6 separate regions of the Homo sapiens genome follow, and all the other regions are linked to region 6. The links are chromatin loops, found by intact Hi-C in ENCODE. Cell type or tissue: dorsolateral prefrontal cortex. All regions are shown on one strand.

Region 1 (5,000 bases), 300 kb before region 6:
AGAGGAAGGATTTACCTGCAGATGGTGGGCAGGGTTAATTCTGGCCTTGGTGCTACCTCCAGAAGCCTGCAGGACCTGAAGCCCACCCCTTCGCCTTTTTTCCCCACTGCCACAAGCGAGTTAGAATAGCTGGGGGATCTAATACTTCCAGTCTCGATGTCAGCAGACACGCCCAGTCCCCACACTCAATCTTATCTCCACCTTAGCTCAGGTGGGGCACTGAGCAGGGCACTCCCTCTCTCAGCCTCAGGTTTCAGATGTATAAAATGGGATATCAATACCTGACGGGGTTACTGCAAGGATGAAAGCAGATGCATTTTTTTAAAGTGCCCTGTGTGATGCTTGTATCCTGCAGGGGCTCTAGACCTAGTTATTCATGTTGTTATTGACAGTCACTCTCCCAGGATCAATGCTGGGAGATGCAGTGATAACAAAACCCAGATGGACTGCCTGGCATGTGCCATGCCTGGGCTGACTGTCTCGTGTAATCCCTGTGGTTGAGCCTTATTGCTAAAGTGATTCCATTCACAGTGCACCTTGGGGTTCAGGTCGGGCCTTGGGTTTCATGTCTGGCCAGCAAGCAAGCCCCCCAGCTGAGGCGCCCACACATCTCCACCCAATGAGCCCGCACTTACAGGACCTAGGGCCACCATTCTGGGTCATTGGGGATGAAACAGCCAAACCTGGGCCTTCAGCATTGCGGGTGAGGTCGAGGAGCAGAGAGGAGTGACAGACACAGACATTGGTGCACATGCGCCCCCTCCTAGTGGGTCGGGTCGTCGATGCCAGCCTGGCCTGCACCTGGAGCTTGGGTCCCAAGCCTCAGCAGGACATTCTTCTCTGGCCAAATTTAAAGTGCCCCAGGAAACCAAATCACTAGGGGTAACAGAGCAAGCAGAGCTGTGGCATCACAGTCTCAGTCACCCTGCTGGGACAGGAGGCATGGTAAGAAATGAATTTTACATATGGCCCAGCACACAGATATAACTAAGACCAAGCCCTTGCCCAACAATATTTACTCCACTTCAGAGGTGCGCTCTGACCCTTTGTTTTCTTTTCTATTTCATATGTTTTAGCTACTGCACACAGCCCACTGAATTGCTTTCAGGACTTCCTAATAAAGCATGGGATGCAGCTTTAAAATCTTAGACAATCCTCATCACAGACCCTTTAAATTTGACGACCCACTTTTATGGCCAGACAAGTTGAAGTCGTGAGCCGTGAACTATTTCCTCTCTTCACGCCGGGAAGTGCCTAGACCACAGTGGGGGGCCGGCCAGCCCTTCCATCCCAAGAGCCAGCCCCTGTGGCTCCTGCGGCCCCTGCATAAATATGGAACTCTCAGGCCAGGATGGGAACTGCCAGGGCTCAAGCAGTAAACTTTATAAGTTATTACAAAACAGAAGTGTACACAGGGACACTGTAATAAAGCGTATTGGGAGTTACGGGAACTCTCCAACAAGTTTAGAATCTCTGGTTTCAAAAACTATTGCAACATTATAATAAACAAATATCCAAAAGCTTAGAAATAGAAATTAAAGATAAAGATGGTCACGTTTGACCAAAAGAACAATATTTTCGTACTGAGCTTTGATGATACAATTATTAATGAGGAAGATGATTTTAAAATTAAATTCCCCTTGTAATTCAAGATACAGTGATACAAGGCATAAACGGGCAATTACGCTATAGTGCATTCAATCCTTAAAGCCACCGCTGGTTTTCTGTATAACCCCCACAGGTTGCAGGAAGGTCAGCCATGAAACATTAAAATACCACTGTCTGTCTACATTTAAAATTAAATTCAGATTCACATAAAAATGATTTGTATAAAGAGTTAAATATTTTTAGAAAAATTGTTCTGCAAGAATCATCAGCTCTAGATATACCAACATTTGTATTTCAAAATTATAAAAAATGTATCTCAAAGTTATTATAGCCTATAAGATACTCTTAATAGCTCCAATAAAAAATGCATCAGCAGAAAGGTCCTTCTTAAAATGGAAAGTGTCCTAAAATGATTTGTGAGCTTGTATTTGCCAACAGCAACTGATGTCACATTCAATTATATCGATTGAAAACAAAGTTGCTAAAAGTGTAAGCTTTGATAACCTAATAAATGAATTTGCAGAAAAGTGAGCCAGGGAAAGCTTCTAATCCAGTTATCACATAAAGTATTATTTGTTTTATTGTATAAATAATCACACCCAAAATATTATTTTGACAAATTTGTAAGTTTATGTTGTTACTCATGCATCACTATTATCCCTATTACATTGCATAAGTAATAAATTTTTCAAGGGAAAAGCTTTCTATTTCACCCCTGTAACTGCACTTTCCTCCTGCTTTTTGAATAAGGGGCCTGAATTTTTATTTTGCACTGGGCTTTTCAAATTATGCAGCAAGGGATGATCCAGCAGGTGGAGAGCTCTGAGCTCCGAGTGGACTGTGCCGTGCTGTCTGTGATATCTGCTAACATAGAATGTCTTCCGATATGTTACTGTGCATGTGGGGAGTACTGGCTTTGAATCAAAAGATCCTTGGTGAAAACCCCTGCCTCACCACTATGCGTCCTTGGGGAAGTCACCTCTGCACCTTTTCTTTGACGTCAGGTAGTGAGATGGCACAGGGAAGCGCCTCCTGTGGGCACCTGCATAGAGGGGAATGTAGGTGGCTCTTAAGTGCTGAATCTCTTCCCGACGCAAAAGTGTGCTCTAAGCACCAGCCGCATCGACATCACCTGGGAACTGGTTACAAATGCCGAATCTAGAGCTCGCCCCAGACCTATTGAGAAAGAATCAGCATTTTAATAATATTCCAAGATGATCTGTAGGCCTGGGAGTGTCTAAGAAGCGTGGCCCTAGACAAACGGCTTGGGGATTACCTGAGTACTTTGCCGTTTAAATTTAGTCCTAACTATTGCTATTCAAAGAGTGACCACTAGAGGGCACAAGAGTCAAGTGATTAGTTGTTTGATTTGCCAACCAGGAGCTTGGAAAGAGAAAAATAAAATGTCACAAACAGGGCTGGGAGTTACCTCCAAGAGTCAAATCTTCCTCTACACCCCCGATCCCCACCCCAAAGACAAGAGCTTTCTGCTGACCTCCTCAAAAGCATGGGTTTTTTTTGGGAGGGCCAAGGTGAGGGTTGGGTTTTTTGTTTGTTTGGGGGGTTTTGTTTTTGTTTTTTTGAGGCAGAGTCTTGCTCTGTCACTCAGGATGGGGTGCAGTGGCATGATCATAGCTCACTGCAGCCTCAACCTCCCAGGCTGAAGCAATCCTCCCCATCAGCTTCCCAAGTAACTGAAACCACAGGTGTGCACCACAATGCCCAGCTAATTTTTTTATTTTCATTTTTGTAGAGACATGGTCTCACTATATTGCTCAGGCTGGTCTCGAACTCCTGAGCTCAAGTGATCCTCCCACATCAGCCTCCCAAAGTGCTTGGGTAACAGGTGCGAGCTTCCGTGTCCGGCCTCAAAGGCATGTTTAATCGGAAATGTGCATTGGCCATGGGCCTCCAGATCTGAGGTCGGAGGACTGATTTCCACAGCGGAGGCCCTACAGTTGAGCCAGCCTGCAGGGATGTGGGAACCCAGGACTGGGGGGTTTGGGGCTTGCACGGCACTCACTGCCACCAGGTGACCTTGGGCAAGTCACTTCTCTCCTGGCCCGCGTGCCTCTATCCTTAAAGTGCAGGCAGTTGGCGCGCGAGATTCCCGGGGTCCCTCTCGGTTTTAAAGCCTAGGCTTGCATAGTATGGGTCTTTTCCTGTTGCAGCTTTCTGGTTTGTGCCCCAGAATTTGCCAGGGAAATAGAACCAAGCCCCAAGCTTCTGTCTCCAGAGATAAGATGGCCTTCTCTTCCTGTCATTTAAGGCCCTGGGAGGCCCTAGAATTTGGAGTGTCTGGCAGGCCTGGACTGTTAAGGTGCCCAGCATTCCAGAGGCGATGGCACATTTGTCTGTGTCAAGGAGGCTCTGGGCATGGGTAGGGAGGTGCGAGGTAAGAGAGGGCAGAGCTGAGGGCACAAATCCAGCCATTTCACAGATGGGGAAACCAAGGTTCAGAGGAGGACATGGCTATAGCCCAGGTCCCTGTAGCCCGGAGTCAGTGGTGGAGCCAGGACTTGAACTCAAGTATTGGAGTGCAAAAGGCAGCAGCCCAAATGCTGACGGCATCCTAGCGAGGGCTCTGAGCCCTGGAGTCGAGTGGGTGCTTGTTGCCTGGGTCTCTGGGGGAGCTCGCACTCCCTGGCATTCTCATGGGCACCTCCTGCCCCAGGCAGAGCTCCAAGCCTTGGCCAGCAGAGCAGGACAGGCCTGCAGGGGCTGCCCACGGACCTAGTGTTCTCGGGGTTTCTGCCAAGGTAACAAGAGCAGGGAGGGCTCCCTCCCCACGCTGGATCCTGTCCAGTCCTCTGCTTGGCTCCAGGGGCACTAACTGGGACCCTCAAGCCTGCTGGGCCACAGTGGTAGGCCATACCATCCCAGAGCATGGCTCTGACCAGGCCACTCCCCTGCTTAAAGCCTCTAGGGGCCGGGCACAGTGGCTCAAGCCTGTAATCTCAGCACTTTGGGAGGCCGAGGCGTGCGGATCACAAGGCCAGGAGTTCGAGACCAGCCTGGCCAATATGGTGAAACCCCATCTCTACTAAAAATACAAAAATTAGCCAGGCGTGGTGGTGCCCACCTGTAATCCCAGCTACTCGGGAGGCAGGAAAATCGCTTGAACCCAGGAGGCAGAGGTTGCAGTGAGCTGAGATCCCACCACTGCCCTCCAGCCTGGGCGACAAGAGCAAGACTTCATCTTGGGGGAAAGAAAAAGCCTTTAGAGGCTCCCTATTGCCTGGGTGATACAGCAGGTGGCATCCTCACTCCTCAGCCTGGTGTTCAATGCCTTTGGCTTGGGACCCACCCTCCTTGGCCATGCACACCAAGCTGTCCTGCCCAAGGGCATCTCTTGCTGGGCCCACCTAAGCCCACGCATGCCCGCCCACCTC
Region 2 (5,000 bases), 220 kb before region 6:
CTGCTCATCTTATCGGGGGGCCCACGACCAGGCACACGGCTGACCTCCACCGTGACACAGCCCAATACAGCCCTGCTCATCTTATCGGGGGCCCACGACCAGGCACACGGCTGACCTCTGAGCTGTGGCCAGAGACGGGAGTAGCACCAGGGAGCAGAGTCCACTGTGACAAACAGAACGCTCACAGCACAGGGGCCAGGACCACCTGGGGTCCAGATCCTGGCTCTGCCCTCCCAGCTGTGTGATCTTGGACAAGTGATTTCATCTCTCTGAGCCTCAGTTTCTTCAAACTTAAAGTGATAAGAGGGCGAACCTCACAGTGGTTCTGGCATTAAGTGCAGGGCAGGCCTTTTGAGGGTAATGATCTCCGAGAACACAGGGTGGCGGCCATCAAGAAAGGGGAAGAGGGAACCCACAGAGGTTTCTCATCCATCCACAGCACGAGGCACTGAGGCTCACAGGGTCACACAGCCTCTAAGAGGCTGACCAGGACCCTTCCCCAGGATTCCCGTACCCCACAGGAGAGAGGGTGACACCCCAGGACCTGCATCCACCTGACTGCAGCCGGTCCTACAAGCCCTGTACCCGGAGGGCCGCATGAGTGCCAGCCCTCTGCTGAGGCTGGAGCTGCCAGGACAACAGGGCACGGGCTCTGCCCTCTGGGTGCGGAAGGGAAGGTAACTGGGTGCCATGGAGCCTGGTTTCAACTCCCAGGAGTTGAAATTAACAACTCCAACGAACACAGAAAATGTGAAGGGTGGTGTGAACGTCAATTTCGTGTGTCAGCTTGGCTGGGCCAAGGTACCCAGATACTTGGTGTTTCTGTGAAGACATTTTGTAGGGGAGGTTAACATTTAAGCTGATATACTGAGTAAAGCAGGCTGCCCTCCATCATGTGGGGGGCCTTGTCCAATCAGTCGAAGGCCCTGATAGAACAAAGACAGACCTCCCTGAGGACCGGGGGATTCCGCTAACAGATGCGTGTGGGCTCGCATAGTCACTCTCCCCTGGGTCACCAGCCTGCCCGCCTGCTCTGCAGATTTAGAACATGCCACGTGAGCTAATTCCTTCAAATCTCCCTTCTTTCTCAGTCTCTATCCCCATCCTGTTGGTTCTGTTTCTCTGAGCCATCTGACTAATATGGTGGCAAGGACTACACAGGAAAACAGAGTGGCACTAGGGGAAGCAGGATTGGGAGGAAGGGCCTGCTATTCACTGCACACAGGATGGTTAGACAAGGCTACCTGACTCCCGCCTGGGGCCCTGCTCATCCCTCCCCAGCCCCCGTGTCCTCCTGGTGACCCTTGCCTTCCCCTTGGGCCCCTGGGCTGCAGCCCCACCAAGCTGAGGGTCACTGTGTTCCTGTCTGTCTGGGACCCTCGAGGGTGAGGCCGAGGTTCTTCCTTCTCTCTGGGTCCAGGGTCTAGCACTGTGTTGGGCACAGGGTACTGGCTCAGTATGTGTAACAACTAAAATCAAGGGGGATGAATGGCAGCAGGTTTTAGTGTTCGTGTCCCACCCCCGGCTCTGCATTTTTGTGTGTCCTCCTTACTCAGCTCCCAGCAGCCTTGGTGATGCACGCGTCCAAATGCGCATGCTGTTCTCTCTGCCGTGCACTAAGCATCTCCTGCCCTCTAGTGGCAGGGTGAGGAAGAGCTCTGGAGAAAGACTGTCAATCTAAGGTCCGCTGCTTGCTGGCTCTGTCACAGATTTGCCATTTAACTCAATTGTCTTCCAATAAAATGGGATGGGGAGAATACCGGCCCCACCTCCCAGGACAGCTGGGAGGCTTAGATGAGGCAAAGCATATTATGGACTTACCTCAGTGTGGCTCATTCAACAACCGTCCCCAGCCCCTTCACCCTTGCCTTCTTCAACCACAGAGGCTGTTAAACCATTAATCTTCCCAGCCACTATGGTGGCTGCCAGGGACCCATTCTAGACAATGAGGTGTAAGAAGTCTTCTGAGAAGCATTCTGGGGAAGATTTTACAATCACAGTGAAACACGCAACAGACCCCAGGGGTGAGATCTAGTGCATTTCCTATTTCCTGCCTGGAATGTAGGCAAAGTGCTTGGAGGTGTGGCAGCCACTTTGCCACCATGAGGTACCACATGTGAAGGTGGAAAACCAACGCCCAAATGATGGTGGACTGGATCACAGAAGGAACCACTGTGGCGCTGCCGGGGTCATGGAGCCCCCCCACCTTCCTGGACTGCCCTCTCCAGACTCCCTGTTGTGGGAGAAAAATAGCCCCGATTTGTTAAGCACCGCACACCAGCCGAACGCAGTCCTGCTACACACAATTTCTAGCACATCACAAGCCACCAAAAAATGTTGGTTGTTGTGCTGCTTTTATGTAGTTATTGCTATTATTTTAGCATCAATAGGTCAGCTGGGCCAGATGCCAAGTGCCCAGCTTACGGCCTCACGCTCCAGAACAGTCATTCCCCTCCTTCGTGGGGTCCTTCATGAGAATTTCAGAAAGCTGTGTCCCCCTCCCCCTGAAAATGCTCATAGAACACATTCCACGTAGTTTCAGGGGTTCATGGGCCTTTGCTGACCTCAGGGATGGAGGTAAGTGACCGGACAAGGGGCCGGAGGGGGTTGGAAATGTTCATTTCCCTGAGCTGCCTCCAGAGGGAGCCAGAGAGTTGCTCCTGCAGGCTTGAGCCGGGCTTATCCTGTCCCTCTCCTAGTCTGGGGTCTCTGCCATTCCCACAGGGACAGAGGAGGGCTGAGTCCTGCCTGGGGTGTGCAGTGTGAGGAGGGGGCCTGAGGGAGGAGCTGGGGCAGTCGCAAGAACTCAAGTAAACACACGTGGCTGACAAACAGGCGGTCCCCATAGCGGTCCTTGTGGGTGTGTGGCTTCCAGGAGCGTGAGCTGTTCCTCTGGGGCCCAGGTCAGATCAGAGCAGCCCACCCTCTGAGCTCTGCACCAGTTCCCAGCGAGGCCTGCGCCACCCAGGACGCTTTCCTACTAGGTCTTCGCACGGAGGAAAGGAAAGCGTAGGGCTCTGAGCCTGGGCTCTGAATCTGTCACCGCCCAGCCGAGAGACACCTCCCTCATCTCCCTACCTCTCAGTGCCCGAGTTCCCTTTCCACCAAATAGGATGATGGCTCCTTGTCACCGGACAGTAAAGAATGGAGGTGACAGATGTCAAGCACGTGGCACCCCATGTGTGAGGAGTGACACGGTGAGGAACCGGCTGGGGTTTCTGGTGGGGTGTTTTCCCACCCATGTTTGCACGGCCAGATCTTACCCATCCTTCAAGGCCCAGCACAAATGCCACCTCCTCCAAGAAGCCTCCCTGATCTCCCCACCTAACTGGAACCAGCTTTGAAGCCATCCCACATTTCTTTCAAGTCCACATTTTATTTTAACATCACATGAGTTTTGTTGTCTACCCCCTAACATATCTGAATGGATGATAATAGCAAGATAATAAATAATACTGTCCAAGAAGGGCCCAGGCTTCACCTAGACTCCAGGCTTATAGGCCTGTGCTGAGGATCTGGAAAGGAAACATGTGCTCAGTTCACCTCTGCGTGCACTGCTTACGGATGCACCCTGGGAGGGCAACGCTTAACCCTCTTTAATGGTACAGCTCCGATGCAGGCTCCCAGGGAGTGGGGAGGGAAGCCATCGTCTACATGCTCCACTGGGGCCCAGCCTGACGCTCATCTCTGTTCCCACATCTCTTTCCTCCCTGGAATTGAGGCCCCTGGGCCCTGGACTGCAGGCCTTGCTCAGGGACATCCAAAGCTCCCTGTGAGGCAAGACTGAGCACTCCTGCCCTCTGCCAAGCTACGTGTGGGGATGAGTTGCTGGATTTCTTCAGCCTCCGTGTCTTCACCTACATACCGGGCATATGAAAGCCACGCCTGGCTAGGAAGGCCCCCTCCATGGGGATCTCAGCATAGGGAAAAAAGACCCGGGATTGGGGGTCTCCTGCTGTGGTGCCCACCTGGTAGGTCTCTATGGGTCTTGCCTCCATGTTCAGGTCCCAGACCTTGACTGTAAGGTAGTCCCGGGTGAGCATGTAGCGGCCGCTGTGGCTGAACTTCACGTCGGACACGGAGGAGATGATTTCCGAGAAGAATGAGCGGTTACTGGGGTCCTCAGGCTCTTCAAAGACTGTGGAGACAGAGAAGCAATGGCCGTCACTGCGCTGCTCCCGCCCATGGGGTTGGCACGACGGATGACTCTGTTTTGCACCTGGGCCCATGCTCTGTTTATTCAGTCATTCATTCATTCCTCAAACCTAGAACTAAACACTTACCAGGGAACAAGCCTGGTAAGATTCTGTGCTGTGCAGAAATAGCCATTACTATCCCCATTCATAGCCAAGAAAATGGAGGAGCAGCTGGCTAAAACCCATGCCTGGGGAGTCAGTGCTGGAAGAAGGTGGTAGAGTCGGGATTTGAAGCCAAAGCTATACTTGATGTGCTGCCCTCTACTGCCCCCTACTGGTGATGCTGAATGCCAGATTGCAAAGGTGTCCTGACATTCTCAAATGTGCTGGACAATGTCCTCTACCAGACTGGGCACTGCTTGTGGCTCTGGCACTAACTGGCCCTGGGACCTTGGGCCAGTAGTTATCTCTGTTCATGGTGTCCTGGGCAGGCATGGCTGAGCCCTACTTATAGGTGGGTTTTGTTTCATTGCCATGGGGTTTGTAACAAAATCAAATCTGACTGCCACAGAGTTGGTACAGTCTCCTGTATGCCATCCACTGACCATCTCCTTTTTTCTTGGAGCACCTGCTCTGCACAGGAAGTTGCTTATCTGGTCCCTAAAGGCAACGGTTTGCTGCCCACCTGGACAATTATAGACTGGGACAGAGTGGGCAATGAGGACTCCCCAGACAGTGTCCCCTCCCCACTGCCCCCATAACCTGGCCTTCCTGAGCTGCAGAAGTTCCCAAAGTGGGACAAGGTCTCTAAGCTCATTTCTGCTGGTATCTGTCTCACTGGTAGCAGTGACCCTGGGGCTGAAG
Region 3 (5,000 bases), 170 kb before region 6:
TTCTCCTGGACTTTATTCTGGGAGGGTGGGGCCCCAACTACTGGCACCTGAGATTGAAACACAGAAGACAGCAGAGGCAATCAGCCCAGAGAGCCATCACCCACGATGCTCCAGCCCCTGAAGCCACCTGGCCCGCAGCTCTCTTACAGTTATCCACATCAAACATGCTCGTGCAGCAGAAAGAGTCTAACCAACTGCTGCTATGAGCACTGTGGACTGGTGGGGCCCGATGTCCTTTCGGCTTCAGTGGAGGGTCAGACAGATGTCCAGCCCAGCCCTCTATGTCCAGAGAAATCTGAGCTTCAAGCCTTCAAAGCAGCTCAGGTCCCAATCCTTCCTGGAACCTTCCTGGCTGGCCCAATCCAGCCTCCCAGCTCTGGGCACTCCATGCCTTTGGGACAAGAGAAGGGAGAGAGATGCTGATGCTTCCTGATACCCACCAAGTGCTGACTTAGGGTTCGGCACATCACACATAGGGGCTCACTGACGGCACCCCACAGGTCTATGAGGAGGCATGATTGAAAAGACGGAGTCTCGGAGAGGGAGGTGAGTGTACTCACCCAGGGTCACAAAGCTTGAAGGTGGCAGTCAGACCCAAACAGACTTTCTGCCTCCGAAGCCCACACATGTGCCCCGCACCCTCTGGCTGGCTCAGGGGACATCCAACGCTTTGCTCTGTTCCCTTCCCGCTGTTTTCCAAGGGTCTCCCTGCCCAGGGGTCTCTGGCTGTGCCTGGATCTCAGACCACAAAAGCCATTTGTTACTCTCTTTCACCCTTCCTGGAATGCTCCCTGCCTCCCCTGCTCCCCACAGCTATCCCGGCTTCTACTGCTCCGAGGGACACAGCCCACTCCTGACCACTGCTGGGTGCCCAGGCTGCCTGGAGTCGGGAGGCCATCCAGTTGCATGGAGGCTCTCAGGAGGGTCTTCCCACCCCTTCCAAGACACACCTGGGTGGCATCCTCCACAAAGGGCAGTGTGGTATGGAGGTTAGAAGCGGGGACTCTGGGGCCTGAGGGCCTGGGTTTCAGGCCCAGCTTTGACACTTGCTGGCTGTGAGCTTTGAGCAAGTTAACTTGAGTGCTCTGTGACTCAGTTTCCTCATCTGTAAAGGAGACTTAGAATAGTACCTACCTCATAGGGTTGTTGTGAAGGTGAAATGAGTTAAAATGAATGCTTGTTGATGTTAGTCACAGAGCCTGGCACACAGAGTCTCACTGTGTGTTATTATAATTATTATTATCATTGGTTGTATGCAGAATAGTGACATCACAGCAACCTGCCTGCCCGCCCACCAGCCCCCCGGCAGGCCAAGCCTCGCCCTGCCTGCAGGCTGGTGCTCATGTCATCACCAGCTCTCTTCCCAGCAGTCGGCGGGAATCGTCAATGCTGCTGCTTCCCCTAGCTTGCCCTGACACAGGAGAACACCGAGCAGGGGGCCCTCAGGACCCCAACCCAGCTGGGCTTCTGACACCCTGGTTGTCACCCGAAGCCCTGGCCGGGGCCCCAGTGCTGGTCCTCCTATGCTAACACAGCCTGCCTTGGGTCCCAGTGGGGAGGGCCCCGAGGCGCCTTCAGTGGACGCTGAGCAAGGCCAGCAGTCCCTCGTCCAGAGCAGCTGAACCCTGAACTCTGTCTCCTTCCTGGCCCCTTGTGAGGCCCTAGGATGAGGGGATCATGGCCATGCTGGAGGAGGCGATGGGTGCAATGCTCAGCAACCACGACTTTGCGGTTTTCAGAAACAGACGTGACATGATTTTGTATCTGGGCCTCACACGCATACTAGGAGCCAGAGGTGCCTCACTGAAGAAGTTAAACAATGCAGCCATCCCCAAACCAGCTGTCTGCCAATCAAACCAAACCCACCACCCAACGGAAGCTACTCTGCCCGTGGGAGGCACTGGCCAGGCCACAGTGAAGGATACTGAAGCTCCTGTCGGTGATGGCCAGGTGCCAGAGGTTGATGCGCAGGTCATCCGCCGACATGTAGGTCTCGCAGTCACTGTTGACGGAGATGGAGTTGATGTGGTAGGTGTGGCCATTGGCAAAGATCCTCCGAGGGCTCACCTCCACCATCAGATCCATGGGCTTCAGCACTGGCACCTGCAGAGGATGAGGAGGCAGGGAAGAGGTGAAGGCCAGGTGGTGGCATCAGGACATAGCATGCCGTGAGCATGTGATCCCAACCGGAGGCTGGAACACAGGGGTGGGCGTCCATCCTGATCCTCCGTGGTCTGAAATAGGCAGTGACAGATGGCAAATGCCCGCCGCCCACCAGCCCTGCAAGAGAGGCATGGATGCTTACCTGCTGTGGGTCTGTGAATAAGTGGCTGAACCCTCCTATACCCCAATTTCCTCAACTCTAAAATGAAACAAAAAGATACTGTGGCAGAGCCAGCCAATTGTCTGCCAGGCCTCCTCACCTCCTCCTGCAATGCAGTGCTGTCACTGGGAAACAGCTGTCTACATGTGGACTACATTTCCCAGCAGCCTTTGTGCCCAGACATGGCCACATGACTAGTTCTGACCAATGGGATGTGAGCAAAGTGATACCTGGCCCTGATGCAGCTAAGCAGCGGGAGCACCTTCCCCACCTGGAAGGTGAGGACCCAAGCCTTAGGGACTGAGACTCATGGGATGGGGATGGAAGGATCCTGCAGGAGAGCTGTGTCCCAACCAGCACATCCACATCGAACCTTCCCATAGTGAGAAATGCATTTCCGTGCTCGGCCCTGGACTGCTGGTGTTGTTTTGTTACAGCGGTGGAGTTAGCCTGACTCATACGAACTTTCATCTCAGACAGTTGGTGCGAGGAGTCCTTGCCATGGCATCAGACACTGAGCTTTCACAGCCCTGAAGGTCCCTTGCACAGCCCTGACCAACCCTGAGGCTGTCAACTGGTCCCATCAGCTTTCCCAGTGGACTAGGGATCAGCTACGGGAGCAAGGCGTCACCTCTTGTTTATCTCTCCATCTCTCTAGCGCTCAGTCCAAGGCCTAGCAGAGAGACTCTCCAGTGAATGAGTGAATGTGTGAGAGAATGAATGAATGGGCTGTGTCCCTGAGCTCTCAGGGAACAGCTGAGATGGGAGGTGACAGCCTCGGTGCTGCAGTCGGAGTGACAAGCACTGAGCTCCTTTGGAGCAGAGGCAGCTCTGCAGCCCACGTTAAATTTTCCCACACACCAGGGCACCCAGCCTGTGTGTGTGGGAGTGTGCATGGCTGAGAGTTCATGTATGAGTGTGTGCATATGAGTGTGCATGTGAGTGTGCATGCATGACTGAGTATACGTGTATGTGCATGCATGTGTGTGTGTGTGTGTGTGTGTGTGTGCACGCAGCACCGGTGTGAGTGACAGCCTGGCTCTGGGTGGTTCTTGCATTGTTGCCTCTGTGTCTTTGCTTCTAGGTTGTGTGCCTGGGAGTTGGTGTTAGTGTGACTCCTCCAAGGCATCCTCCCTGCACGTATTCCTGTGTCAGATATTTTAGCTATGCTGCTAACCTTCCCTTCCTTCGGGGTGCAGCCACTGCCCACCCTGGGGATCCCTGGACTCTCAGGAGAGAGAGGGAGCCCAGCTGCTCTGGAGAAGGGCAGAGCATCACTGGCCCAGCAAAGTCTTGGCATCTCAGTCCACCTCCTGCTTCCTTCCGGCAACATTGCTTTCTGTTTTCTCCAGGCGGCCTTGGGACCCAGTTCATCCAGTGCTCCAGCCATTTGCTGCCATCCACCAAACCAGAGCTCAAAACCAGTTTTTTAGTAAAGAGAAGAAGAGAGAAAGGAAACCTTCCCTGAAGGTTTGGGGGTTTCATGAGTAAAACATGCTGCCTCCGCAGAAGCCACAGTCTAGTCAAGATGAGGGGCAAGGAAGATACAGACACTAAGGACAGACAGTGTCGGATCCAAAAGGCAAGAGGGGACACAGGAAAGATCACAATTGTCATCTGGCCTGCGCAGAAAGGCTTTACAGAGGTGAAGGCCAGTAGGGTTTTATGGGATGTATGGGAGTTCACCAAATTGACAAAGTAGAGAAAGGCCTCCTGGGGTGCCCACGGCCTCTCTGTGTTCCTCTGTCACCGCACTGAGCGCCAGTGTGATGGCGATTCCATGTCTGTTTCCTTGGGGGCTGGGGACACTTTGGGGACAGGTACTGAGTTGAACCTTGCTCACCTCTAGGGCCCCAAGGGCTAGCCCGGGGCCTAGCGTGGAGCAGCTCCTCAGTAAACAGCTGCCTCCAGTGTGAACTGCGCAGGGTGGGTAGAATGCTGTGCAGGGTTGGCGTGGCGTGGGTGAAATCGGAAGCAAACAAGGTGAGAGGCAGGATGAGGACAGACCAGGGCACCCAGGTTCTCAGTGACAGTTAAGTGTCTTGGGATGTGTGTGACTTACAGAGAAAAATCTCCAACGCTGGGAGGGACATAAACAGGATTTTTATGAAGGCCACTGGCTCTGCCCCAAACACCAGGGTGATCAAGATGTGATCGCTGTATCCTTCCCTCTAGATGAAACCCTCATAAACTTTCTTGGGACGGGGGGTGGGGCAGGGGGCACCAGCACCCTCATTACTCAACATCGAAGCTAATCGGCTGCCCACTTCCTCAGAATTTATTTGTGCAATTTGCCAGTCATTTAGGCCAATGTATTTAAACATTTATTTCTTCTTCTCAGGAAGAGCACTGACTACTGCTTTATATTTATGGCGGCTCACTGGATGCTGGGCACGTGTGTGTCTGTTTCAGGGTATGTCTGTTTCAGGCCTTTGTAGATGCTGAAGGCCTCACACGGTCCAGGCTTCCTTCTGCCCTCAGTAAAGGACTCAGGAGCCACAAAGCTCTGCTGACCCATTCTCTTTCTGCCTCTGCCTACTCACTCAGCTGAGCAGTTTTAGGTGAGTTGCTGTCTCTCTCTGGGCCTCAGTTTCCCCCTTCTTATAACAAGGGATTATCTGCCTTGCTCTCCACCCTCAGCTATAGGTGAAAAGCACTTTACAGCCATACACCACCC
Region 4 (5,000 bases), 74 kb before region 6:
GAAGTTCCAGGCCTGTAAGAGAGGGGCGCTGACCCACCAGCCTCGGGGGTAGGGTGGGGGTGGGGGTTGGGCTTGTAGGGCCAACTTAGGGGATTTTAAACAGGGCCTGTTTGGGATGGCATGTCCCACTTTTTTGGAAAATCCCGACAGTTAGCCCAGCTGCTCCTGTCTCAATATAACTCACCAGGAATAAAAAGGCCAGCCCCAAACCAGCCGCCTTCTCCCTCCCACTCAGGGACCCTGCCTCTGGAGGACAGGGAGGGGCCCGGGCAGGCGGGCCTCCCAGGAGGATCTGGCAATGGATTATGTTTTTTTCCCCCCGGGTCCCTCTTCTTCTCCAGGGAGAGGGCAGCCTAGAAAATTCTGCGGGCTTTGGGCAGGGCTGAAATGGCAAATCCAGGATTTAAACCATTAAATTTCCCCGAGATTTCTTCACCAGATTAGCCACAGCCGTGGCCTTTTAAAAAATTATGGTCAGGGCCGAATCAGGATGCCACCTGGCTTGGGAGAGGAAAGCTGCCTCCCGGAGGGCGGCGCGGAGGAGGGCGCTGCCCTGTGCCGGCGCTGGGCAGCGGAGGCCGGTACCCTCGGGCTCCCTCCCTCCTGGGCCCCGGGCAGGGTGGGATGGGATGGGGTGGGGTGGGGTGGGATGGGGTGGGGTGGGGTGGGGCGGGGGGACACGACACACATCGCGCGGTCCAAACCTTCGGAGGGCATTCGGTGCGACGGCATCCCCACGCCGCGGCCGGCCGGAGGGGTCTCAGACAACACGTACGTTACCTTCAGTCACATAGCTGTGGTCCCGCAGGAAGCTGTGGTTAATTTTCCGCGTGTCCGTGTCCTCGCCCATTGAAGGCCGTGCCCGGTGCTCTGGGCATGCCCCGCCGCCACACACCGATGCAATCCGCAGAGGTCGCGCCGGGCGCGCGGGCCATGCCGCCGCAGCCTAGCAGGGGCGCGGGCCGCCGGGGCCCCGAAGGGAGGGCATCGCGGCAGGGGGACGGGCGGGGGCGGCCGGGGGCGGGCGCCGCGGTCAAGCGAGCGCGCGGTGGGCGGGCGGCGGCCGCGGGTTCGGGCGGGCCGGGGCCCAGGCGCGCATCCCGGCCGGCCCGTGCGCGCTGCGTCCGTGCGCCCGGCGGCGGGGCCTGGTGCCGGTGCGCCTGGCTGCGGCGACGGCGGCGAGGGGACGCGCGCGGCGCTGCGCTGCGCCGACCAAGCCGGGGCCGAGCCGGGCTGCGCGGGCTGGGGCCGCCGCCGCCGCCGCTGTCGCAGGCCCCTCCCTCGCGCCGCCCGCTCTCCGCCCCCGCGGCCCTGCAGGTGGAGCCGGCGCCCAAGCCGAGGCTGCACCGCCGTGCTCGGGCCCTCGCGGTGGGCACCTTGGTGCTGGGTGCGCCACGGGGGAGGGAGGAAGGAGACCGCCAGCTTGCGGGGAGAGGGTGATCAGCTGAGCTTGGGGGGAGGGTACCTTGGGTGCCCAGGTGCTCCAGTTATGGGAGAGAAGGCCAAGAGCCGGGGTGCTGGGAAGGGGGCAGGAGGAGAGCAGCCTCGCAGGCAGAAGGCAGAAAGGACTAGGAAGGAAGGAGTGGGGTCGCAGTTGAAGAGGGCGCACCTGGAGAATGGGGACTCGGGGGAGGGGAAGGACACTGTCTCCCTTCATTAGTAGAAGAGGGTGGGTCGCGCAAGTTCTGGGGCCCGTTGGGAGCATTAAGTACATGTGAAGAAGCTGGTGGAGGGGGTCCAGCAGCCGACAAGGCAAAACTGGATGAAATGGCTGGAGGGGTGATTGGGCCTCCCCCAGGCAGGGCTCTGAGATCTCTCCTCATGCCCACCTCTCCTGACGAGTGAGAAAGTTAAAGAAATACAGAGCTAGGTACCTCCAAAACCAGGCTGGAAAATGCGTCCCCCTCCTCCCTTCCCTCCCTCCCCTCCAAACCCAGGGCTCTGCCAAACAGGAACCTCCCTCTGGTAATCAGCCTGGCACATAGTGGGCCCTCAAAAAATATTTGCCTCCTGTTTTGCCAAGCTGCCACCTCCTCCACCGTGACCCACCGCCTAATGAATCACAGTCCCCTGCACGGGACACAAGCCCCAGTGGGGATTCAGAGGTGTGGGTGAGGAACCATCAGCCCTCCCTAGGAGCTCAACAGAGCCTTCCTGGAAAGCGAGGGACTCTGTGGCTTGCCTGGGAGGGGTAAGTGCAGTGGGGTGACCAGAGCTGCAGGGGCTCTTGGGTCTAAGGCATCAGTGGAGCCATGCTCCAGGTGGGGGCTGGTCTGTAATGGCCTCCACTTGTTTCAAATGGTTCTGGGGGAACTCCAGACAGCTCCCCAAACTGCAGTGGAGGTAGGAGAGTCCAAAGGCGTTGGGGGCAGGGAGACTGGGGCTGTGGGAAAGACGAGGGAAGGTGATGCCGTCTCAGATTTCTTGGAGATTGAGAGGGAGTTTTTGAAGCTACAGCTTTCGTGCCTTTGAAATCCCCAGAATGGACCTATGAGGAGATGAAAGCCCCCCAGCAGCCCCACCAGCACTCTGCAGGCTGTCATGCAAGGGCTGGCCTGGGGAGAGGCCCTGGGGCCCTGCCAGCACCTGCTTTGGCAAGTGCCCTGCCCTGTTCCAGCCTCTACCTTTTCACTGTGGAACAAGCCAAAATCTCCCAGCTGTGCAGACTCCATTCAAGGACCAGGTAAATGCAAGGGCCGGAAGGATGTGCTTGTTCTTTGTCACTTTCTACCCCGTAGGAAAGTGACCGACACCCACATTGGCCCCCACCCACCTGGCATGTTCTCCTCTCTCTCTCTCACCTGTCTGCTCACATGCCCCCCACCTCACATCCTAAGGCCAGCCCCCCACTCTCTGTCCACACCCCCTCACCTCTCTAGCTGGAGCCAGCAAAATGGCTATGCTGGGAGAAAGACAGGCTGGGTTCAAGTCCTGACCACAAGGGGGCCCAGGCACAACCTCATCTGTAAAGTGGATGTGATGGCAGGAGTGGCCCCACTGGGTTGGGGTGGCCAGTCCTGCTCAGCAGGGGTCAGGCCTCCTGGGAGCTCTCTTGTTATCATGCTGAGGCCCACCCTCCCGCATGTTCCTCAGCCTCCCTCTCTGATCATGGAGAAGTCCCCTCTCCCTATCTGTCAATCCTGCCAAAACACCCACCCTATGCTGGCATCAGCCTCATCTCCCGGGATGTCCTGGACTACAATGAAAACAGCCCCACTCTGGCCTGACACAGTACATCATCCCTTTCATCAGCTTCTGAGCCATGCTGGGGACCCTGCAGTGGGTGGTCTTTCCAACCTGACTGGGCCCCAAGGCTTGCATCCATCCCCTCCTCACCCCTCACCACCCCATCCTGCCCCACCCCCACCACAAGCAGTGTCTGGGCTCCTCCACACTGTCTCCTCCATTTCCTGGAAGCCCTCCCCCTCCAGCACAACCGAGGACTCTCCCTCAGCCCCCTGCCCACCCCCCACCTCCACTAAATCACACAATCTGCTGCTTCCTCATCTGTATCTGCACACAGCCCTGCCCCCGCTGACAGAGCCTGAGCTCCAGATCCTGCCACCCCCAGCCTCTCTGTACAGACTCCTCTCTGTACTTTCATTCATTCAATGAGGAATGTTTATTGAGCATCTACTATGTGTAGGCATGTTCCCAGCACTAGGGTAGTGTGGAAGACAGAATAGAGAAATGCTCTGCTCTCGTGGAGCTGGCCTCCCAGTGGGGTGAGATGGACAGCATAAAGTGAGCATGTACTGTGTGGGCCATGACTGGTGCAGAGGAGAAGGCGGGAATGGAGATGGAGATGAACGGGGATGGAGATGGGGATGGAGATGGAGATGAAGGCGGGGATGGAGATGGAGATAGAAAGGAACGGGGAGGAGGAGGTGCCATTTTATAAAGGTGAGTGTAGAGGAAAGCTCAATAAGGTGAAATTTGTCAGCATCTCTCCAGATGCTTCTCACAGCGTAAGCCTGCTTGGGTCTCTTCCACATTCAAAAGCTATCCTCACTCCGTGTCCCTTCAGCCACCAGCACATTGCATTTCTGCCATTCACAACCACAATGCCAAAAGGGTACAGCTACACTCGCCATCTCCTCACTCACTGCCGTGCCCTCCAACCTGGCTTCTTGCCATCCATCCCACCCCAGAAAAGAAACTTGTGTCAGACGGCATGAGAATGACTTTCCTGTTCCTGGAACCAGTGGACGCATGCTGGCCTCTCTCTATGCTGAGTTCTCGTGGTCTCACCCTGTGGACCATGCGCCTCCCTTTACTTCAGTGGCACCACCTTTCGCTGCCACTTCTCAGCAGGTTTACATGCTCCACTCCTTCTGACGGCCCCACCAGGCTATGTCTCCCTGTGCTTCTGTGCCCCCAACTTGTTGTAATTGACAGAGAGAACATGCATGGAAAGTGTGCTGTGCACCGCACCATGTCCCCTCAAGTGCACAGGCTGAAGCCCTAACCCCCAATGTGATGATGTTTGCAGGTGGGGCCTTTGGGAGATTTGGGTTAGACAAGGCCATGAGGGTGGGGTCTTCATGGAGAGATTAGTGCCCCTATAGGAAGAGACCAAAGAGCTTGCCCACTCTCTCCCCAGGTGCTCACGGGAGCACACGGCGAGACAGTGGCCGCCTGCAAACCAGGAAGGGGCCTCACCATGAACCAGATTGGCCAGAACCTTGATGTTGGACTTTCCAGCCTCCAGAACTGGGAGGAAGTACATTTCTGTTGTTTACGCCACTTATCCTATCTTGTTTATTATGGCAGCCCAAGCCGACTGCACAAAAGTTAACTGTTCAGCTTGAAGAACGACCACAAAGTAAACACTCATCTAACCACCAAGTCAGGAAAGGGCGCTAGCCACCTCTCGAGGCCTCCCTCACTCCCCTCTCTCTCCACTTCCATGGACTGAACAGCTGTTGACTCCCAAAATTCATATATTGAAATCCTGTCCCCTAATGTGATGGTTTTAGGAGGTGGGGTCTTTGAGAGGT
Region 5 (5,000 bases), 160 kb before region 6:
CAGCAATTGGGAGGAACAGCCGGCGTTGGCTTTCCTGGTCTCATGGCTTTCACAGCCTGAGGACAAGTCCCAGCCTGTGTCATAGGGCTGCCAGAACTCAGACGGAAAGCCAGAGTCTCACTGGCTTGATAGAGCAGCAAACAGAGTCTGAGACACTCGCAGCAGCTGGAAAAATGTGGGAGTAAATTCTGGAATGAAGAGAGCCACCAAGACAGATCCCCAGAGGGGGCAAATAAACTCTGCCCATGTCTTGGGCTGACCCCAAACCACACACACACAGGACAGACTTCCAGCAGCTGCAACCCAGCCAGGGCTAGAAGAAGTGAACAGAGGCTCCTGCCACTGCCCACCACTCACGACTGCAGATGGTTTACAGTTGCTTTCAGCCAAGTTAACTGCTTGCAAATACAAAGCAAAACAAAAATGCTCTTTGGGGAGAAGTAACAAAAATCTAGAGTCGCTCTTATGCTATCATTCACAACACCCAGGATATCATCCAAAATTATATGAAGATATACAAAGAAATAGGAAAACCAGCCATACTTAATATAAAAGACAGTCAGTGGAAACTCACCTGAAATGTGCTGGCCGCTGCAATTAGCAAATAGAGATTTTTAAACTTGCTATGATAACTGTGTTAAAAGACGTAAAGAAAATTGGCTCATACTTCATGAAAGAATAAATCTCAGCAGAGAAATATAAACAATTTAAAAAAGAACTAAATGAAAATTCTATAACTTAAAAATACCATGTCTGAGACAGAAAAAAAATCACACCTTAACAGAAATTGCTTAACAGAAAGTCTGAGAAAATAGAAGAGTTAGTGAACTTGAAGATGATTTCAATAGAAATTACCCAGTCTGAAGAATAGAGAGAAAAAAAATTTTTTTAAAAAGAAAAAGATCCTCAAAGACCTGTTGCATATCAAAAGGTTCAACACACATGTGATTGGAGTTGTAGAGGGAGGGGAGAGAGAAGATATACTAAAAAGAACACATAAAAAAATAATGACCGAAAAATTCCTCAATTTGGTAAAAGACATCAATTTACAAATTTAAGAAGCTTAGCTAACTCCAAGCAGGATAAGCACAAGGAAAATTATACCCAGGTACATCCTGGTCAAACTGCAAACTACTGGAAACTGAAATAATGAGAAAATGTTAAAGCAGCTAGAATAAAAACAACATATTACATTCAGAGACACCAGGACTCAGAGACTGCTGACTTGTCAGCAGAAATAATGGCACCCAGAAGACTCTTTTAATGTGCCGAAAGAAAATGTTAAAACCTGGAAACCCAGAATTCTGAATTCAGTCGAAATATTCGTCAAGAATGAAGGGCAGGCCGGGCACAGTGGCTCACACCTGTAATCCCAGCACTTTGGGAGTCCAAGCCGGGTGGATCACCTGAGCTCAGGAGATCGAGACCAGCCTAGCCAACATGATGAAACCCTGTCTCTACTAAAAATACAAAAAAATTATCCGGGCATGGTGGCGGGCGCCTGTAATCCCAGCTATCTGGGAGGCTGAGGCAGGAGAATTGCTTGAACCTGAGAGGTGGTGGAGGTTGCAATGAGCCGAGATTGCACCATTGCACTCCAGCCTGGGCGACAACAGTGAAGAAAAAAAAAAAAGAGTGAAGGGCAAAATAAAAAGACATTTCAGCTGAAGCTTTCCCAAGGACCAGCACTTTCATCTCAGAACAATCCCATCGACCAATTATCATTCCTTACTTAGAGACAAGGAAACTTGGTCAAACTTTCCCAAAGTCCCCTAAGTGGCAGGGCCTTTGGCATGTGCTCTTTTTGGCCATCGCTGTCCCCACACTGCAGGGCCTGGAGCTGCCACTGGCTGCAGCCTCGAGCTCAGGGCCCCAGATCAGCCACTGGGTGCATTATTCCAAGTCACTCTGTGTGGGTGACGAGAAGCCCATGGAAACTCATGCTGTCCTTCCCCCCCTGAGGTGCCTCCTCCCTTCCTGGGCAGCTCTAGGGCAACCCCCAAGTGGAGAGGCACACAGGAGCCACTGAACAAGGAGGCCTCAGCCAGCCCCCTGGTGCTGGGCACAGCACAGGCCTACCAATGGGTGCCCAGAGAGGTGAGAGGTGGTATCCCTAGTGACCCGCCCAGTAACAGGTCCCTGCACGCCAGAGCCAGAGATGGGCAAAGATGGTATCGTGGGTTGAACTGCATCCCACAAAAAGATGTTAAAATCCTAACCCCTGGTACCTATGAATGGGAACTTATTTGGAAATAGAGTCTTTGCAGATGATCAAGTTAAGGTGCGGTCATACTGGATTATGGTGGGCCCTAGATCTAAGGACTGGTATCCTGATAAGAAGTCCATATGAAGACACAGCACACACAGATACAGGGAGGAGGCCATGGGGAGACAGAGGCAGAGGCTGAAGGGAGGCATCAAGAATGAAGGGCAGGACGGGCATGGTGGCTCACACCTGTAATCCCAGCACTTTGGGGGGCCGAGCCGGGCCTCCCAATGCCTGGAAATGCCCGGAAATGCCAAGGATTGCCAGCCACCACTAGAAGCTGGTGGGGAGGCCTGGAACAGAGTCCTCCCTGGAGCCGTCAGAGGGAGCCCAGCCCTGCCAGCATCGTGATTGCAGACTTCTGGCCTCCAGAACTGTGAGAGAACAAATTTCGGTTGTTTTAAGCCACGCAGTTTGTAGCACTTTGTCACAGCTTCCCTAGGAAACTGACACAGAGCTGAGATGAGAGTGTGCAGGCTCCAGCCCCCGAGAACTGGGCTACCCCCAAGCCGGTGGCACTTGCTGGCTTTCTTCTCCACGTGCCACCTGGGGGAGACATCGCCCTTGGATCTTACAGATGCCCCCTGCAGCTTTCATCAAAGCCGTGGTAATCCAGTCCCAGCCCCACTACTTACCAGCTGTGTGCCCTCACCCAAATCTCTTGCCCTCTCTGAGCCCTGACTGCCTCATGGATACAATGGGAATTGACATCCCTGCCTGGCCATGGTTCTCCCAGGGTAAATGTGAAATTCAAACGATTCTGTGGACTAGGACGTTCCCTGGAAACTCTGGCCGAGGCCTGCAGACAGGAGATGAAGATGCTCGTCACGGACTTCCTCCCCAGCACGTCGGGGGACTTGCTCCCCTCGTCCATCACCATAAGTGCTGCTGACACCATTAATGATCCATCAGGGCTCAGGGCAGAGAGGGGGCCTTAGGCAAGCCCAGCTCGAGCCTTCTGATGAGGTTGTTGCATTTAATTAGCATTGTCAGAGGTATCAGGGCTGCTAAGGATGGAGGTGGGCGAGGAAGGAGGGGTCCGCCTGCTGCCGAAGGGAAATGTCAGGGAGAGGAAGAGGCTCCTGCAGCCATTAGCACCTGGTATGGGCTTGGCGAGCGAATTTACCCAGCAGCGGGCTGACACTGGGATAAGGAGATGGGGAGCCCCCTCCTCACGGAGTCCAGGTCCAGCGGGGTGACGTGGCGTCTGTGGTTATCACAGTACACCTTCTGGGCACTTCCTGGGAGCCAGGCCCCAGCTTTAGCATTTTACACCTATTACTGAATCTTCTTAACAACTCCAAGATGTTCTTGTGTGCTGTTATCACCCCCATTGCACAGATGAAGAAACTGAAGCACAGAGAAGACAACTTGCCAACAGCCGCTCAGCTAGTAAGGGCAGGGGAGAGATTGGATTCCAGCGGTCTGCCTCCTGAGTCCTTGAACTTGCCCCCCAGGCCTGGTTCTCCTCTCAGCGTTTATGGGGTCAGAGATGGGAGGCTGAGGAGTTGGTGAAGGAGAAAGCAGGTGCTGAGCAGACGCCCCACCCACGTCTATGAAAGAGACCCTCAAAAGGCCCAAAATGATTCCTGCAGGTGGGAGACCCTAGCCTGAGACTCACAGCAAAAGGGTCTGGAGTTTGGGGTCTGATTCTGCCAGGGATGCAGCTTTTACCTCCACGTACTTCCAGGGGACAGGGGAGAGCTGCTTAGGACCACCTTAGGTCCTGAGTGCCGGCTGCCCAGAGGGGCGTGGAGAACACAGCAGAGGGAGGCTGGGGGTGCACACACTGTGCCTGGGGGATTGAGCAAAGCCACAGGATGCTACTGGCCACAGGACATACAGCGGGGTCTCCCTAGGTAAGGACTCTGCAGGAGACAGCTCTACAGGAAACTTCCAGACTGCCCTGTGAAGGACTCCTGACAGCTGTGAGCAGCTGTAATCACCCACCAAGCACACTCAGAGTGGGCACAGCCACCGGCAGGTAGAAGGCGGCCCATCCCCAGGCTCCCTTCCCAGCCAACAAGAGCTGCCTGAAAAGGGCTGCAGCCAGGCCCCTCCCCATGTCACCCTCCAGCAGGGAGCACGCCGGGCGGCGGGCGCATGGGAGGGGAAGCGCCAAGTCTGGGCGGAGTCAGACTGTTGCCGGGACTGGACATCAGCACTGAGTGAGTGACGGAAGGCCGTTGGGCTCTCCAAGGGCGATCAGAAAGACGAAGACCTCATTCCGGGCCAGGGAACGGAATATCCCTGATGGGATTTTATGTGAGGGGTCTGAGAGCCGCAGGGCCACCGGGGTCACAGATCAGGCCTGCTCACCAGCCCTCTGCACTCACCTAGTCCTGGCTCATCATGAGTCCAGGCACCGCCCGGCAGTGATGATCACCTTATTACTGAATTCCACTCTCGCTGAAGAACCCCCACATTTCATCACCACCCCACCTTCCAGCGGGCCTGGTGAGACGTTTCCTCCTGCAGCCTGAACTTGGTGGAGATGGGGCAGCTCCCAGGCCTGTGGTCAGAGGTTGGGTGGGGAGAGTGGGGACAGTGTGGCCAGGGCAAATGGGCCCTGAGCTGTGCTTTGGTCACTTGGCTGGAGGAAAATGTGAAGGGGCTGGTGGGAGTATTTTTGGGGGGTGTCAGAGAGTGTCTGTATGGGGTGGGTGCCAGCTGCCACCTGCCCACCCACGTAACCTGGACACCCAGGAACCCAGGATCTGCCTGTCAGGGCTCT
Region 6 (5,000 bases):
ATTCCAGGTTTATTTTGTGTTGCTCCTACTGTCAAATAATTCTTCAGTGAATTTAGGCAGAAGGAGATTTCTTAAATTTTTTTTTATAATTTCCTCAGGATAAATCCCCAAGAGTGTAAATGCAGTGTCAGGAAGGATGACGACTTTTTCCAGTGCCTGCTGCCTAATGCCAGGCCGGTTCTCAAAGGGGTCCCCACAGCCTGGGGCTCTCCCGGGCTCACCCTCACCATACCAGCACCAGGAGATACGTTATTAATGAAAAAGTCAGGCCTATTGCCTCCTCCAGACATTTTGGAAAAGCTCACATAGTTTTTAGGGATTTGTTAAAAATTCATTTCAGAAGTTCTACCAACGCACCAGTATTTCAACAACTGCCTAAGTAAACAACAAAATGACTGAAATCGTGTTATAATTTATCATAGTAGCAGTGGAGCTCAAAATCAATAAGTTAATTTACCTCCACTAACAAGGTGCTTTAGAGTCACAAGTGAGTACAAAATCAAATGCCTAAAAGGTGCAGGCCATGAGGGACCAGGTATGCCAGAAGACTAATCACCAAAAATTACTGTCTTAAGTCTCAGGTGTCATAAAGCCAGGCATGTTTCTTTTACATAAGTCTCTTTTCCATGATACCCATGAGGCTCAAGGCAGAGAACCAGACACCAAGGAAGAGGCTCTGGGACAAGGTCAGGGGGCCTGGTTCCCATCCCAGCTCAGACATGAATGCACTCAGCCATTCTGAACCAGTGGCTGCACCTCTCTGACATCAGTTTCTCCTATAGAATCTCTGAGCAACCCTCTTTTTCTAAGAATCCCCAATTCCCTGCCTGACTCTTGTTAGCTGGGGCACCTCGGGTGGGCAGTTTCATTCTTCAGGGCCTCAGTTTCTTCAGCTGTAAGGTAAACACAGTAAGGCAACGTTTGCTTCTCTCTTAGGGCCATCACATGGATTCAAGCAAGATATTGTAGCAAAATCAGTATTTCGCTGACCAACATCTACTGTTGATTTAGCTACAAAGGGTTGTGGGAATAGAGGTAGAAAGCTATGGAAGGCAATGCCCCAGCACCACAGTTCCCTGGGTGGGGGGTGGGGGGGTTGCGTGGGGCAGTTTCCAGAGAAGCATGGAGAGATGGAGTTATTGGGACCCACAAAGCACAGAATCAACACGTGGCTAAACGAGAAGGGCCCTGAGAACGATAATAGCAGCTGTCGCTGACTTAGCATCAATGGTGCACTGGCCACTGTATTCAGAGCTTTGGAGACATATCCATGGGAACTCTGCAAGGTCAGGTTTATGGTCAGGATCTTCCATAAGAGGAAGGCAAAAGGTTTCAAGTGTGGCTGCAGTACAGCCAGAGTCAAACCGGTGATCACGGGCAAGGCAGGGTTGAGTTGGACATCACATCTCCTGACTTCACACCTGGGAGGGGGTGCACTGGAGGGGCCGTTGACACACAGCATGTGCTTTAAAAAAAGTATTAGTAGTGGTCATAGCAATAGGAATAATAGTATCTTGAGATTACTAAAATCTGCAGCATCTCATTAATCCTCACAATAACTTCTTAAAGGAGCTGTGGTTATCATTCCCACTTAACAGATGAGAAAAAATCAAGGCTCAGGGATGTGCAATGACTAGCCCAGGGCCACACAGCTGGTGAGTGGTAGATTCTGACAAAGCCTTCTCAGGCCTGCACCCTTCACTAAGCATCTCAGCCGTCCCTTCTCTTTCCAACCTCAGGGATGCAAAGGTTGGGGACCACATATTGGGAATATAAAACAGTATATTTCTTAGACCCAAAGGTGTGTTCGTTTTCAAAGGAACAGAAAACAGGGCTGAAGCCCTCAGGAGCTCCCGGGCCCATCATGTGCTCCACCCGCTGTCAGAATTTCAGCACCAAGAACAGCGACAGACTTAAATCATGGCGCCCTCTGGTGGTCCTTATGAAAAAGGGCAGGCCGTGAAGCGGGGGCTCTGCCGAGGGTCAGCCCGGAATCTTTGGAAAAGGGTGGGGACAAAAGATGGAAGAGGGGAGAAAAGGAAAGAGGGGAGGAAAGAGAGACGGGAAGAAGAGCAACAGCTAACGGCCCCCAAGCACAGGTAGCAGACAGCCTCTAAATGCTCCCAGCGGCTCACATTCACCTGATAACCTGGGGTTGGGGGAGCATTTGGGGGAAACTTGTGCAAGCCAGACCTCGGCCTCTGAAAACATTTACTCATCTTCAAAACATGCAGTCACTCAGATTCGGCGATTATCAAGATTTTGCCACACTTGCTTCATCTCTCCCTTTTTTTTCTCTTGCCTATTTTTTCTTCACTGGAGATTTTAAAGTAAAATCACGCCCTTACACTTCAGCATGCATCTCTAAAAATATGGGCACTTCCTTACATAACCAAAATGCCATTATCACACCTAACAAAGCAACAATAGCTTCTTGGAATCATCTAGTAGAGTCCCTAATCTAACTTTCCTGAGTGTCTCGGTGAAACCATAAGAAGGTATGATAAGGAAGCTAACCAAGGAAATAGCAGATTCTCGCCCTCGACCTCACTGGTCACCCTGTGCTCCAGTACCCGTGGGAACACTGGACACTGGGTGCCTTCTGGCGGGATGCACTGGGAAGCCCACCTCACCAATAACCAAGCATTCCTGCCAAGAAAAACAGGCCTGAGGCTCAATCTAATAAACGCTCTGCGGATTTCTGATTATGAAAATAGAGGGGCAGGAGAGAAGTGCCCAGGGACACCACAGGGAAGCCATAGATACACCCAGAAGGCAGGACCTCCTACAGGATAAAGGACCCAGCGTCTGCAATGGGCCTGGGGCAGGTGCAAAGGGTGATCTTTCAGCTAGTGGTGCTGAAACAACCGGACATCCATATGCAAAAACGCAACGGGACACAGGCCTCTCATCTCAGAGAAAAATTGGTTCAAAACAGATCACACACCTACATGTGAAGCCTAAAACCATGAGACTTTTAAAAGTCTCAGATAAGCACATAAAAAGATGCTCAACATTTTTAACCATGGGGGAATTACAAATTAAAATCATAATGGGGCCAGGCACGGTAGCTCACACCTGTAATCCCAGCACTTTGGGAGGCCAAGGCAGGCAGATCACTTGAGGTCAGGAGTTCGAGACCAGCCTGGCCAACGTGGTGAAACCCCATCTCTATTAAAAATACAAAAATTAACCAGGCATGGTGGTGGGCACCTGTAATCCCAGCTACTCCGGAGGCTGAGGCAGGAGAACTGCTTGAACCCGGGAGGCAGGGGCTGCAGTGAGCCAAGATCATGCCACTGCACTCCAGCCGGGGCAACAGAGTGAGACTCTGTCTTAAAAGAAAAAGAAGAAGAAGAAGAAGAAGAAGTCATAATGGGGCACAACCACACCTGTTAGGATGGCTAACACTCAGCCTCTCTGAGCCTCCCGGTCCCCCACTGGTGGAATGAGATGGATGACAACCCACCTTCTCCACCTCCAAGCTTCCTGCTCCCATCCTCACAGCCACCAGCCGGCACATCCCAAAGCACAGACACAAGGGCTGATGAGGGTGCAGAGCGCCTGGAACCCTTGTGCGTGACATCTGTGGATGCAAAGACAGCACAGCGACTCCTGAAAACAGCCCTGTATTTGGATGCTGAGTCAGTTAGGAGTGAAGAGGTTTATTGGGAGGTCACACTTGTTAAAGGTAAAAGGTAGAAGAGCCAGTGTGGGCAGGTAGAGCTTCCCGACAGCCATGCAAGTGTGACTGACCCTCTCAGCCAACCGACAGCAAGCTCCAGGGCAAAGGCTGCCTGCCAGAGTCCTGGTGTGTGCAGAAATGGGCAGGCCCTAGAAATCCCTCCAGGGGGCAGTCATTGGCTGAGGGCTGCCAGAAAGAACAGCCTTGGTTCAGTGGGAGAGGCAGATCCTGAAGATGCCAAAATCCAGAGGCAGTCAAGCGACTGCCTGCCCTGAGGCTGGACAGCAAAGTCTTTCTTGAAGGGGGATCTGAGCCTCGCACCTCCTTCTGCCCACCTCCCTAAATGAACAGTGCCCGTCCCTTGGCAGCCCTCTCCCCGCCTTCCCTCTTAGCAGTACTGTCACCCCAACATGCTCTTGAATGTTTATGTGTTTGTCCCTTCACTGACAGATCCCCCATTGGCTCAGTTCCTCCCACGTGCAAGGTGTCTGGTAAATATCTGTTGAATAAATTGGTTAATCCTGTCCAGACCTCTGGAGCTAAGCCACTGGTCTAAGCCACCATCATTGCTCACTCCTACACTGCAGTAGCCTCCAAAGTCATCCCCTGGTTCTCACTTTGCCCCCCACAAAGTCCATGCCCCATACAGCAGGCAGACTGACGCTGTAAAAATGGAAATTGGACCACGTCGTTTTTCCACCTCCACCCCCACCCTTCCCACTCTCTGCTTTGGCCACACCAGCCTCCTTGCTGCCACAGAACACGCCAGGCTCATTTCATTCCAGAGCTTTGCACCTGGATCCAGTGACAGACAACTCCAGATGGAGGGTGGTCCGGGGAGGCCTCCCGGAGGAGGTGACTTTTCAGCTGGGACCTGAATAATGACAAAGATACAGGGAAGGGAGTCCCAGGCAGAATCACAGAAGGTGAGGCCCTCAGGAGTGAAATGCCCCTCACCTGTGCCTTCCTGGGCACGACCCTCCACTTCTCCACCTGCAGAGCCAGACTGATAACACCGGCTCCTTCCTGCTCCTGTAGAGTGGCCACAGGTTTGCAGCCCTGAGAGCAGTGGGCTCTGATGACACCTGCTGGCTGTGTGACCTCACGTAACCCCTCCTCATCCCTAGGGAGGATAACGGGAGGCACCTGCAGCACGGGCAGTAGCTGGAGCCCACGGATGAGCTTTAAGGTATGAGCTACTTTCCCACGTAGGGCCTGGCACACAGTAGGCACTTATTCAGTGGTGGCCACTATTGAGCCTGCCCTGACAGTCCTTATGGGACAGCAGCTGTAACGAACGTTATTTCTCGAGACT

The links. A loop is a pair of places that touch in the nucleus more often than their neighbours do. Peaks named below come from ENCODE experiments on the same cell type or tissue, not always from the same donor. Only the 100,000 strongest peaks of a DNase experiment are listed, where the experiment ranks them.
Region 1: a loop joins it to region 6, with 4 times the contacts of the local background. A loop is called at or near these places in 47 of 110 quality-filtered maps.
Region 2: it touches region 6 in a loop (7-fold over the local background); 70 of 110 quality-filtered maps call a loop at or near these places.
Region 3: it touches region 6 in a loop (2.4-fold over the local background); 6 of 110 quality-filtered maps call a loop at or near these places.
Region 4: it touches region 6 in a loop (3-fold over the local background); 13 of 110 quality-filtered maps call a loop at or near these places.
Region 5: it touches region 6 in a loop (4-fold over the local background); 7 of 110 quality-filtered maps call a loop at or near these places.

Annotation. Positions count from the first base shown.
Region 1 is chr4:6,247,958-6,252,957 of GRCh38, forward strand. No RefSeq gene overlaps it. Among named protein-coding and RNA genes, the nearest start is that of WFS1, 19 kb to the right of the region's middle. In dorsolateral prefrontal cortex, CTCF peaks have their summits at 2,947 (motif pointing right) and 3,147; a DNase peak (open chromatin) is centred at 4,264; H3K4me3 peaks cover 368 bases.
Region 2 is chr4:6,329,594-6,334,593 of GRCh38, forward strand. It overlaps PPP2R2C (protein phosphatase 2 regulatory subunit Bgamma), which reads right to left. Exons shown (of 9, transcript NM_020416.4): 7 at 3,969-4,138. Among named protein-coding and RNA genes, the nearest start is that of WFS1, 62 kb to the left of the region's middle. RefSeq lists an enhancer at 2,369-2,870. In dorsolateral prefrontal cortex, CTCF peaks have their summits at 1,628 (motif pointing left), 2,642 (motif pointing right) and 4,472 (motif pointing left); a DNase peak (open chromatin) is centred at 1,619; H3K27ac peaks cover 1,044 bases.
Region 3 is chr4:6,370,598-6,375,597 of GRCh38, forward strand. PPP2R2C (protein phosphatase 2 regulatory subunit Bgamma) reads right to left here. Exons shown (of 9, transcript NM_020416.4): 5 at 1,926-2,103. Among named protein-coding and RNA genes, the nearest start is that of PPP2R2C, 100 kb to the right of the region's middle. In dorsolateral prefrontal cortex, no CTCF peak of the experiment used is centred here; a DNase peak (open chromatin) is centred at 2,492; H3K27ac peaks cover 2,193 bases.
Region 4 is chr4:6,471,380-6,476,379 of GRCh38, forward strand. It overlaps PPP2R2C (protein phosphatase 2 regulatory subunit Bgamma), which reads right to left and starts at 1,235. Exons shown (of 9, transcript NM_020416.4): 1 at 781-1,235. The coding sequence starts at 850. In dorsolateral prefrontal cortex, a CTCF peak has its summit at 2,934 (motif pointing right); DNase peaks (open chromatin) are centred at 552, 832, 1,332 and 2,942; H3K4me3 peaks cover 1,599 bases; H3K27ac peaks cover 2,458 bases.
Region 5 is chr4:6,386,187-6,391,186 of GRCh38, forward strand. The region is part of intron 1 of PPP2R2C (protein phosphatase 2 regulatory subunit Bgamma); the gene reads right to left. Among named protein-coding and RNA genes, the nearest start is that of PPP2R2C, 84 kb to the right of the region's middle. RefSeq lists enhancers at 2,910-3,409, 4,264-4,976. In dorsolateral prefrontal cortex, a CTCF peak has its summit at 2,812; a DNase peak (open chromatin) is centred at 4,392; H3K4me3 peaks cover 551 bases; H3K27ac peaks cover 2,160 bases.
Region 6 is chr4:6,544,880-6,549,879 of GRCh38, forward strand. It overlaps a transcript of PPP2R2C not described here. Among named protein-coding and RNA genes, the nearest start is that of MAN2B2, 28 kb to the right of the region's middle. RefSeq lists a silencer at 1,810-1,859 and an enhancer at 4,850-5,000. In dorsolateral prefrontal cortex, CTCF peaks have their summits at 1,936 (motif pointing left), 2,140 and 3,831 (motif pointing right); DNase peaks (open chromatin) are centred at 1,852 and 3,847; H3K27ac peaks cover 2,871 bases.